2 separate regions of the Homo sapiens genome follow, and region 2 is linked to region 1. Evidence: chromatin contacts called from ENCODE Hi-C or POLR2A ChIA-PET data. All regions are on one chromosome and are shown on one strand. Each heading gives the region's core, a stretch centred on a gene start or an enhancer-like site at or near the end of the contact. The rest is flanking DNA. Distances are from core to core; before and after follow the strand shown. Region 1 has its middle 30 kb from the start of TSPAN5-DT. Region 2 overlaps LOC105377343 (a long non-coding RNA gene).

Evidence for each region. A loop is a pair of places that touch in the nucleus more often than their neighbours do. ChIA-PET counts read pairs that join two places held with the same protein, here RNA polymerase II (POLR2A). Pooled maps may share reads with other maps.
Region 2: a pooled map shows a loop between it and region 1 (3-fold over the local background). The contact joins two enhancer-like sites. A Hi-C loop is called at or near these places in 1 of 168 maps with a recorded cell type or tissue (Caco-2) and 3 of 50 pooled maps. POLR2A ChIA-PET finds 5 or more read pairs at or near these places in 2 of 52 experiments (OCI-LY7 and WTC11).

The regions. Positions count from the first base shown.
Region 1 is chr4:98,686,404-98,691,919 of GRCh38, forward strand. No RefSeq gene overlaps it. Among named protein-coding and RNA genes, the nearest start is that of TSPAN5-DT, 30 kb to the left of the region's middle. RefSeq lists a cis regulatory region at 443-869. Within about 2 kb of position 2,133, at least 5 of the 41 ENCODE cell types and tissues checked have a DNase peak (open chromatin) inside an H3K27ac peak, as active enhancers do.
Region 2 is chr4:98,791,852-98,797,367 of GRCh38, forward strand. The region is part of intron 2 of LOC105377343 (a long non-coding RNA gene); the gene reads right to left. Among named protein-coding and RNA genes, the nearest start is that of EIF4E, 130 kb to the right of the region's middle. Within about 2 kb of position 2,905, at least 3 of the 41 ENCODE cell types and tissues checked have a DNase peak (open chromatin) inside an H3K27ac peak, as active enhancers do.

The DNA of each region.
Region 1 (5,516 bases), core at 883-3,382:
ATATATGTAAAATGCCTCAAGCACAGAAACAGGCAGTAAATCTCTCTCTCTCTCTCAATAGGAATCAGTAACCAGTGTTTTGCTCTTTGGGGATTACACAGCTAACCCTCAATAATCCACATGTGGGTTCTTCTCTTTGCAAATTAGCTCCAGCACATTTTTGAAGTAAGCAGATTTTCCCATGAACTCCTCATTTACTCTTGGCTGACTTTCCACCACCAATCTCATGTGTGTTTATATAATGCAAACAATTTAATATTAAGCTATGTGTTACTTTTGTAGAAAGGTAAATTTGCGTCCACAAATAAGATACATTTAAAAAACCTAACGTGTATGACATTTGAAATTCTCTAACTTGCAATGACTTGCCAAGTTGCTGAATAAGCCAGTTGGAAAATTTTTAATTTTATTGTATTAAAAGGGGGAACAGGATTGTGTGGCCAAATAATTGTGTGGTTTTGTAAATTTTAATTTTTCTTTTTATTTGCAACTCTCAGACCATGTCTGTGTATAAACACCAATATTAATTTTCACCCAACAGCTCTTCTGGCATCTAAAATGTTTGCTGTCACTGGTTCAGTTGAGATAATCATATCAGTAATGTCTAACCTCAGTCCCATTCCTGGGCCCCTGGAGAGAAGAGTTAATGGGATCAAGGCTGGCTCATGAGTTATCAGCTACTCCACGAAGCTGAGTCTCATAGATTAATGCAGAACTGGCAAGCTTAAAGTCCTGGGGAAAAGGCTGAAATGATACATGGGGATGGTTAAAAACAGTGGTAAACATTTGAAAATGAAGGTCTTAGGTATGGTATAGAGGGTAAAGCATCACAATTCCAAACAAAATTAAAGATATTGCACCTCTAATACATTACCAGAGGCTAGTAAATAAAGATTTAAAAAGAAGGAAAAAATATAACACCTAAGTATTCCTGATGTTTATTGAGGATGAAGAAAAAAATGAATAGAAAGAAAAGAAGGCAAAGACCAAAGAACCTTCCCTGGAAGAGCAGGGCTGTGCTTTGGCATCAGGAGCCAAACCCCACACCCACCTGTGCTAGCGGGCTCTACTACCTAGCTAGGAAGGACGGGGTGCTTGTGTGCTTGCTTCAACAGCTTCATTGAGCTGTTCACGTGCCTGAAGAGTCACCCATTTAAAGTATGCAATTTAGTGGTTTTTAGCATATTCCCAGATATGTACAATCATCACCACAATTTTAGAACGTTTCCTTCAGCTCAGAAAGCAACCTTGTACCCTTGAGCTCTGACTCTCATCCATTCTCCTGTTCATCGCCCAGCCCATGCAACCACTAATCTACTTTCTGTATCTATAGATTTTCCTATTCTGGACATTTTCTATAAATGAAAATGCGACTTTTGTGACTTATTGCACTTAGCATCGTGTTTTCAAGGTCCATCCATGCTGCAGTGTCTATCGGTACTTCATTTCTTTTTATAGCTGAATAATATTCTATTGTGTGGCTATGCCACATTTTGCTTATCCATTCAGCAGCTGAAGGACATTTGGGTTGTTTTCACTTTGGGACTATTGTGGATATTTTGAATAAACATTCATGTCGAGGTTTTTGTATAGACATATGTTTCCATTTCTCTTGTGTATGTACCTAACAGTGGAATTGTTGGGTCATGTGGCAACTCTCTGCCTGTTTGAGAAACTGCCAGGCTGTTTTCCAAAGTGCCTGCACCATTTTACATTCCAGCAGCAGCTCATAAGGTTTCTCTACAACCTCATCTATCATGTGTGCTCATCTTCTGGCTTTACATAGCTTCTTCTATGTGACAAGAGAAATGAGATAAAAATATAGGATTTGCTTTCTAGGCAAAAGAACCCACTGTTATTAATATCCTAAGAAATGCTTATTTTCTACTTTATAGTTCTAGTACAAATGTGAGCTGACTTTTTTTTCAGGATGTACTATAATAATTTGAGTGTTGAAGAGAAAATCCAATGCTGAATGTGAAATACGTAAAAAATATTTCCTGTGTTACCACTTAAGCAGTAAATAGCCCAAAGCCTCTCCCAATACCCCACCACCTCACCACTTTGAACTGGGCAATTCTTACTCATCTTTGAGTTCTCTGGATGCCTTCCCCAAGTCACTGGCTTGAGATAGGTCACCTTGGGGTGAAGCTCCCATGGCACCTCTACTTCCTCTGACAAAACGTGACTCAGAGTTTTGTTTTGTTATCATTATTCCATATCCGCCTTGTCCTCTAGTCTGTAAGGCACTGGGGCAGAGTGACCTTGGCTGTCTTTCCTACAGTATCTCCATCATCTAGCCATGTGTGTACTCCATAAGTATTTGCTGAATGAAGACGCAAAAAAGGTTTTCCACTAAGAAGTTTTCCTGCTTACTAAACTTTTCAGTGAATGTGTATAAATTAGGCTTCACTAAAGTGTTTGCTTTGTTTATGAAAAACCCAAGCTGCATCTTAGCTCTTTGGCACACTCCGAGAACAGGCTTATTTTACCAGCAAATTCCTCCCTGAGTCAGCTAATGCTAAGGTATGTTCAATACTTTTCTGAAAACGATCCTAATCTCCCCTAACAGAGGCCAGAGTGTAGCTGAAACAGCTCTTCTGACAGTTAGGAAGCTCTGATTCTGTCAGTCATTTTCTGTTCTTTATCATGTTTTTTTTCAAAGGAAAAAGCTGTTTTCCTGTGTGTGAGAACATTCTCTCTTATCTAATAATGCTCAATTGTCTTTCTGTTCCATTAGTGTGCAGGAAACCACCTGTCCAATTGAGATCAGAGCTGCAGATGTCAAAGTGTCTCATTTTATATAGATGTGCAGCTGTCAGATCAGAGATCAAAGGCTTCTCTTTAATGAAAACAAGTCATCTTTACCAACATGACTGTAGAATTTATACGAATACAGTTATCTGGATTGAATGATTGGCATTCATCTTTTTCAAGCTCCCATCATTTTAACAATGACTTGGCTCTCCCAACTTCCTCAAGTAAAGAACGAGGCAAACATCCTAACCTCTGCTCCCTCTCCTCTAATTCTGCTCCTATTTCTCTGGTCCCTGTACCAGAGGATTCATAATGGTCTCCCATGGGTCATGCTTGAGAGAGTTTTATTTGACCAAATGCATATAAAAAAAATTGTTGGGATTAAGGGCCAGTATTTTCAAATTGGAAGATTTCACATAAAAATCAGATCTCCAATTTTTCTTGAAAAATCAGGCAGTCCCAACACTGAGTTGTATTCTCAAAGACGAATATTGTAGTGTAGTCACTAAGGTGGTTTCCAATGATGCTTACCTCCTGGTTTGCATGCCTTTGTCAAATCTCCTCCCCTTGAGTGTGTGGTGAACTTGGCTCACTTCTAATTAACAGAATCCAGCAACAATGATAGGATGTCACTTCTGAGATTGGGTTACAAAAAGACTGCCTTCCATCTTTCTTCCTCGCTTGCTCTGGAGAGGCGCTGACTGCCCTATTATGAGCTGCCTTAAGGAGAGACCCATATGAAAAGGAACCAATTCCATCAGCCACCAGCCACCAGGGACCTGAGGCCTGCCAACAACCACATGAATGAGTTCAGAAGTAGATCCTCCCTCAGTTGAACCTTAAGCCAAGACCACAGACACAGCTGACACCTTTATTATTGTCTTGTGAGAGACCATGGATTAGAGGACCCAGTTAAACCATGCCTGGATTCCTGGCCCACAAAAACTGTGAGAAAATATGTTTGTGTTTTAAGTCAATACGTGTTGGGGTAATTTGTTACCCAGCAATAGATAACCATTGCAGTAACCATTAGTGATCAGGTGGAGCTGAGCACAGCTGTGCCCTTTGGAAGGCATGCATTCTCTCTGCTTGCACTTGTCCAGCCCACCCATGGTCATTGAGACCCTGCTCTATGCTGTGTATTAATCCACTATTCATTCAGTCACCCCATCAGGACCTCCCTTGATCCACCAGTTACTCAGTGCTATAGGAGATACCTCTGGGTTTCATTCCCTCTTCTTTGCTCTGCATGTCCTAATCATGGTTCGATCCCTCCTATTATCTTGCTTGGACTTTGGCAGCTATCTCCTAATTCCTCTCAGTTTCTTGTCCCACTCACCTCCAATTCATCCCTCCATGCTGCTGCCAGACAGCTATTTCTAAATGCTCTTCAGGATGAAATCTAAACTTTTGGCTTGGTTTCCAAGGCCCTCCAGGATGACCAAGCCCCCCTCACGCTCCAGCCACATCTCTCCCACACCTCCCTTTGCCGCTGCTGGGAACTATGCACTCTAGTCACCCGAAACTCCTCACTCCTCCTCAAATGCGCCTAGCTGCACCATATTTCTGGGCCTTTGCCCACCCTGATCCGTTGGCCTACAATGAAATGCCCTTCTCTGCCTCCCTGCCTCATGACCACACCTCACCTTTCTAGCATCACCTCCTCCGTGAACCCCTTGCTAAATCATGCCCCCAAGCAATCAACTGCTGCTTGCTGGTGCCCCTATAGCCATCTGTTCATGCTGCTCTCTTGGTGTCTGGATCACCCAATCACACTTGCTGCCTCATCTGTCATTATCTCACCTGGAGGGAATGGTGGCAAGATCACCACCTCTGTACCTGCATTGTCCAGCATAGTGCCAGTACAGGGAGGGGACTCAACTCACAACAGTGTTTCTGCAAAACAACAACAATAAAAATGTCTCCATTGTTTCCCCTTAATGCCACCACTTGACAGTTCCCCTACCTGGAATAGAAGCCACCCAACTTTCCTTCTATTTATTCTTTAGGTCACAGCTTAAGCGACATTCTCTCAGAGACCATTCCCTAAGCCCTTAGATCACACTGATGCCGCCTTTAATAAGACTCAACACTGCTGTAATCACCAACATGGCATCCCAGTGATTTGATTATATATTTGTTTATTTAATGCCTACAACAGTCCTATCAGGGTTCTCCCAGTTGACAGACGAAGAAACTGAGGCATTTGAACCCAGGCAGTATGACTTAGGGTCTATGTGCCTGAATAGGCACTCTTATAGTACCTGTTTATCAGCCACCCTCCCACCTCCTACACAAACAAACCATTAGACAGTAGGCTCCAACAGGGTCAAGCCTAACTTGTCCCTAATGTTCCCCAACCCAGTGGCTGCTACAAAGTAGGTATATGAATGGATTGACTCTGAATTCCTGAGAACAGATGGACAAATGAATTTTGAAATTCAGTAATCTATACCTGGTCGCCTGGGTCAAGAGATGCAACTCTAAATAGCTCACCTCGTAGAGCCAGGTGGAGTTTGCCACATTTCATGACAAGGTCAGGTGTCTAAAGTTTGATAATGCAGAGATTCCAGAGCTGGTTGCAGCCTTCTCGGGAAACAGGAGATATCTAAGCTCCATATTTGGTCATGAGTGCCCTGGTAACTGCTCTGACTCTGCCCATTGAGGGCTCCAGGAATTCTCAAGTGGACCCTCAAGAATGTATCAACTTCTCATAGAGAAGGAGCTGATGTCTGTTAAGCCCTCCTACAATGCTCCAG
Region 2 (5,516 bases), core at 1,655-4,154, 110 kb after region 1:
ATGTAGTTAGAGAAAATTCCTCAGGCTGAAAGAAAATGTCACATGGCAACTCAAATTTATAGAAGTAATGAAAAGTACCAAAAATGTAAATACATTGGTAGATATAAAAAGTTACCATTTTTTCGGTAGATATAAAAGGTTATCATTTTTTCCTTTTTTAATTATATTAAAGATAGTTGGCCCTTTAAGGTAAAAAAATTATATTTGGAATTTGCAATTTGCGTAGATGGAAAATATACAACAAAAATAGCACAAAGTACGGGGATATAAATACATTAGAGACTTAAGTTTCAGGTGTCTAACAATTAATTAAATGCCTTTTGATCATGGCTAGAGTTTGCCATTTGCTATGTTGGTAGCCACCCATAGGAAATGAGAAATGTAAGGCATGGTCCTTGACCTTGAGGAACTTACAAGGAGCTGAGAAAGCAATGTATAAAACACAGAAATACCCCAGCAATAATTGAAAGATAATGAGTGGAAAATCAAAACAGCAGACAAAATGGCTAGGATTTCCTAGGGTTCAAAATGCAAAGGAGTGATAAAATTCACTCCTAGTCCATCTGAAGACAATTTATGAATTAGGAGGGGGAAAAAACAGATTTCCTCTCATAGTTAATGTCTGGAAAAGTATGTAAAACTGGACTTCAGCCCCAGTAACACTCAGTTGGGCTCCTATGAGCAGTGAAACACAGTGGCTCTGATCTGAGTGGATGGAGATGTAATTGGAAAGATTTCTAGGATCCTGAGTTGTGCATTAAATAACTTCATAAACATAGACGGTTTTCACATCCAAAGGAAAGAATAACTTCTGCATTAATTTTCAGAAAGAGCTTCAAAGAATCTCAACCTTGGTACATTTTTGGAAGTTTCAGATCCAGCTCAACTAAACTTTGCTTTGTCTTTCTGTTTCAAACAATCTCATGGGAATGTTTTATATTTCTTCTTTAAATTTCATCTTTTTGGAAAAATTATGAAGGCAAGGGTTTGAGTAAAGGAGGAAATTTGAAAGTTTGCGATTCTTAGTTAGTATTGAATATTAAATAGCCCAAAGGCTATTACTAAGCAATAATTCTCTGGAAGAATATTTAAAGGAGTCCTTTTCTCCCTCTCTCATTGAACACACTCATTTATGCATGCACACATATTCCATCTGTGCTACTACAAATATTAATTTAAAACTTGGCAGATGATTATCTTAAAAGATGAAATAAGTCATCAACTGCCAAATTAAGAGTTAACAGCTCCTAGCATTTAAAATTGTGATTAGATTTTTACTGGGTATCGAAAGTTTACTTTAACTTTCAAACTAAAGGGAAATAATATAAATTGTGTCTTCAAGAAAATAAGCAAAATTTTAAAATAATTTTTCTAATTGTGCCCTCAAAATTCATGTTTATTAATTATAAAGCTATTCATTTATACTCTAGAAAACTTTGAAAATAGACACACACACACACACACACACACACACATTGAGAAAAATGGGAAAACCTAAACTTTCATCATCCTCTCAGAAAAAAGTCATGCTAACATTTTTGTTTCCCTTTTGGTCTATCTTTTCTGCATGCACACATACTTTCAGACAACATTAAAACGTTATTTTTAATAACTTTTAGATTATACTGCTTTAACAGTTTTGAATCTTTTCTTTCATTTAACCAATCATTAAAGATCTTTCAAACACATTATTTTAGGTATCTGCCATAATTATGTATCTCTAGTATGGCCTCCAATGATTATTGCCTCCTGGTAATCATGACCTTGTGCTATAGCCTCTTACAATGAATACAGCTAACCTAAGTAACCAATAAGATGCAAGAAATGGTAGCATGAAAGACACTACAGCTTCCACCTTGCTCTTTTTTGGACTATTCTCTATGGGAAAAGCCAGCTGCCATGTTCATGATCACATCCCTATAGAGAGGTCCACATAATGAGGAGTTGAGGCCTCCTGCCAAGAACCAGCACGAATTTGCCAAGTACTTGAGTTTTTCATCATGTAAGAGGATCCTCCCACCTCAGACAAGTTTACACATGACTGCAACCCTGACCAACACCTTGACTGTAACCTCATACAGACATGGAGACAGAACCTCCAAAGTGATCTGCTCCTGGGTTCCCGACTCATAGAAATTGAGTGCATTCGTAAATATTGATTGTTTTAAACATTTAAATTTTAGGATAACTTGTTGTATATGGACAACTAATAATTATTTTGGCACCAAAAGTGGGGTGCTACCATAACAAAACCCTAAAATGTGGGGTGGCTTTACAACAGAGAAAAGAAAACAGTTTGAGAAGTAAAAGAATAAAGTACATTGCACCAGATGAAACTAGGGACAGAGTGCACAGACAGCCTACAGATGGGAGAAAACTTTTGCAAACTATTTTCATTTGATCTGACGAATACATGGAAAATATGAGACACTATTGAAAAACTATTATAAATAATGAAAGAATTTAGTAAGGTGATAAAAGACCAAAGAACTATGTTTCTACCCTAGATGCATTCAAGGGGCTTTGAATAGAGGTCCGACCAAGTGTGTTTATAGGCAGTGGTAGGAGAAACAGAGCTGTTTCTTGATTGTATCCTACTTAATTCACTTATTCAGCGAACAAGTTACACAAATACACACAATAATTTTAGCTGTATAACACTTGAACACTACATGCGTAATCCTGAAATGTGGGCACATGCACTTATAAACCCTAATTATTGTGGGGGAGTTGTTGCTAATTTTGAAACTACAATTAGCAGGATGGAAATAATGGAGCATCTGGTGATTAAAGCAGCGTGTCAACCTGAACCACCTCATTCCTAACCTCAGTCCCTGTAGCTTCTCATATTCTTTCAGATCAGCTTCTCTGAGACTAATCAGCAAGTCTTTGCTGTTTAGCTTCCTGGGCCACTGCTGAGTCACCCTCCCACTCTTAGCAGGCTCTTACTTGTGTGAGTTTCTGCTAAGTTATCCAGTTCCTATCCCTAAGGGTATGTTCAAGCCCTGAAGCCTAACTAGTTTCTTCTTGAAGCAAAAATTTGCATGTTGTTAACTCTCAACTACTTATGGTTACAGGTCTCAGGAACAGGTGGATCTTGTTGCTGAACCACAAACTAGATTCTGCCTATGAAATTTACCTGCTCTACCACATCTATTAGCAAGTGATAGAGCTAATCAGGATGTGTTGCCTTTGCTTGCTCTATCGCACATTCCCTGACAAAGATATCAATGACAATGGAAAGGGATAACCTGGAGGAGGGAATAAGAAGACAGTAGGGTCCGACAAGTGAACAGCAATTCTTTGGACCCACAGGGACTGTCAGTAATCTCACCAGGCACTTTTAGGGTATATCTCCAGGCTCAGAGCCCTTGCAGTGATGTTTTATACACATTTGGCCTTCCTGCCATGTTTGACAAAAATCCCTAAGGCTAAAGTGCATTGAAACATAGGAATATATTGGTGTGTCCCTTTCTGCAGTCTTCCCAGACTTTGGAAAGATGAATATGACTGTCACTAAGTGGAGACTCTGCAATCCCCACGCAGAGTTGGCATGGGGGCACTGGTGATGAGCAAAAGGATAGGGATCTTCAAGTGACTTTTTAAGCACACAAAGAGAGTAGGTGGTTCTTCATAGGCAAAGGAGACAAATTGCCGGAAGCCAAAAGGTAGACAGTTGCAGTAATCTGTGTGCTTTCTCAGAAATGAAATACAGAGATCCTACCCTTCCATTTCGTCAAGTAAAAGTGAGGCTTGTGAGAATCTGTCATCCTTTGCTTGGAAACTCTATGCTGAAGCATGTGCCATGTTTACTCTCAGTAAACTGCATCCTAGGCCTATAGAGAAGAGAGCAACCAACTATTAAATGGTTAGAAAGAGAAAAAACATGAGAAAGTTATCTTCAGCATTCCCTCATTTATGAAGCTATTGAAATAGCACATCCTGGAATATGCAGACTAAATTTTCCATCCTGGTTTCATAACACTTTACAGTCTCTCCATTTATCTCATGAGATATTAAGGAACTCACAAAACTGATTTACAATTAATTTTATTTCAAATGAATATATAGCATATCACATTTGATGAATCAGAAAGAGGAAATTTGAAAGACAGTAAAAATAGTATGTTGTGAACTTAAAAAGAAGTTGAAAATCCTGTCTCTATAGATAGTTCTGGCAAAATAAATGCATATAGAGCAAAAGAGTGAGTACATCAGTGTCCTTTTGGAAAGTCGGTGACACTCAGAATGCTTTGGGGGCTTAACCTTGATTCATATGGAATTTGAAAAGCCCATGTCTCACCTCAGGATTCAGTTTGATTCAGCCTTTACTATGTCCCTCACACTGAGCTAGGCACTAGTGATTCAAAGAGAAATGGCACCCACCTGCCCAAGGAAGAGTCTAGAAGATGGCATTTTTGCTATCCTACCAGCAAAAAGAAACAAGGGACCAAGTCAGTTTAGCAAACACTATTGTGAGCTGACTGTAAGGCTCTATGCAAAGCCCTGATAAACCCCCAAATAATGCCAAGCAGCAAATGACTTTTTAAAGCCATATTACATATTGACTTTGTAATGCATAATGGGCATCTGGGCACAGAAGATTTACTTCCCTAATTATGTGTTACTTATGCTAATATTAAAATTAGCCTGTATTCCCTAATCACCTTCAGAGGAAGAAGTGGCTTTAGAAGCATGCTGGGCAACAGATTAAAAAGGATTGAAAATACCTAAGTGTGAAAAATTTTATAATAAAAGTTAACACCCATGAGCTTTTAAAGATAAAACATGGCTTCTCTTTCCACTCACTATTCTTTCTTCTTCATATCTTTTTTCTTCTTTTTTTGTGAAATTATATGTGACTCCTTAAAAGTATGAAAAACGTTTGCTGCAATCTTTATAAAACCGTGGATTATGGAAGGAGCCCCCACTAAGGGTTTAGATATTGTACTAAGTATGTTACGTAAATTATCTCTTTTAATCTTCCCTAGAGCTGTGTGAAAAAGAGATTGTTATCATAAGTTTAGAGATGAGGAAACTGAAGCTCAAAAAGTATTTACATAACCTATAAAAGATCAAACCAGAATTTAAATATTAGTCCATCAACTTTAAGACTTATGCCTTTCTACTATCCAATGCACTCTAACCTTTAATATCCCACTGTACCAGTAGCCAATAGAGAAATGGGCAAAGGAGAGAAATCCACCGTTCACAGGAAAGGAAATACAAATGGCCCTTAAACATATTTTGTAGATGTTCAAATGGGCTCATAGGAAATGCAAAATAAAACTTCATCTGTCAAAATAGCCGAGAGAAAAACCATTTGGCATCACGCTGTGTTGGCAAGGGTGTGGGGAAAAAGCCTTGCTCATTCGTTGCTGGTGAGAGTAAAAGATTGACGCAACTGCGTTAGAGGGAAATTTGCCAATTCCTATCAAAATTACCCTTCTATAATTTTATCCTTCAAGTATATATTTGCACTTGTGAGATATGACGTGTGCACAAGATTATTCATT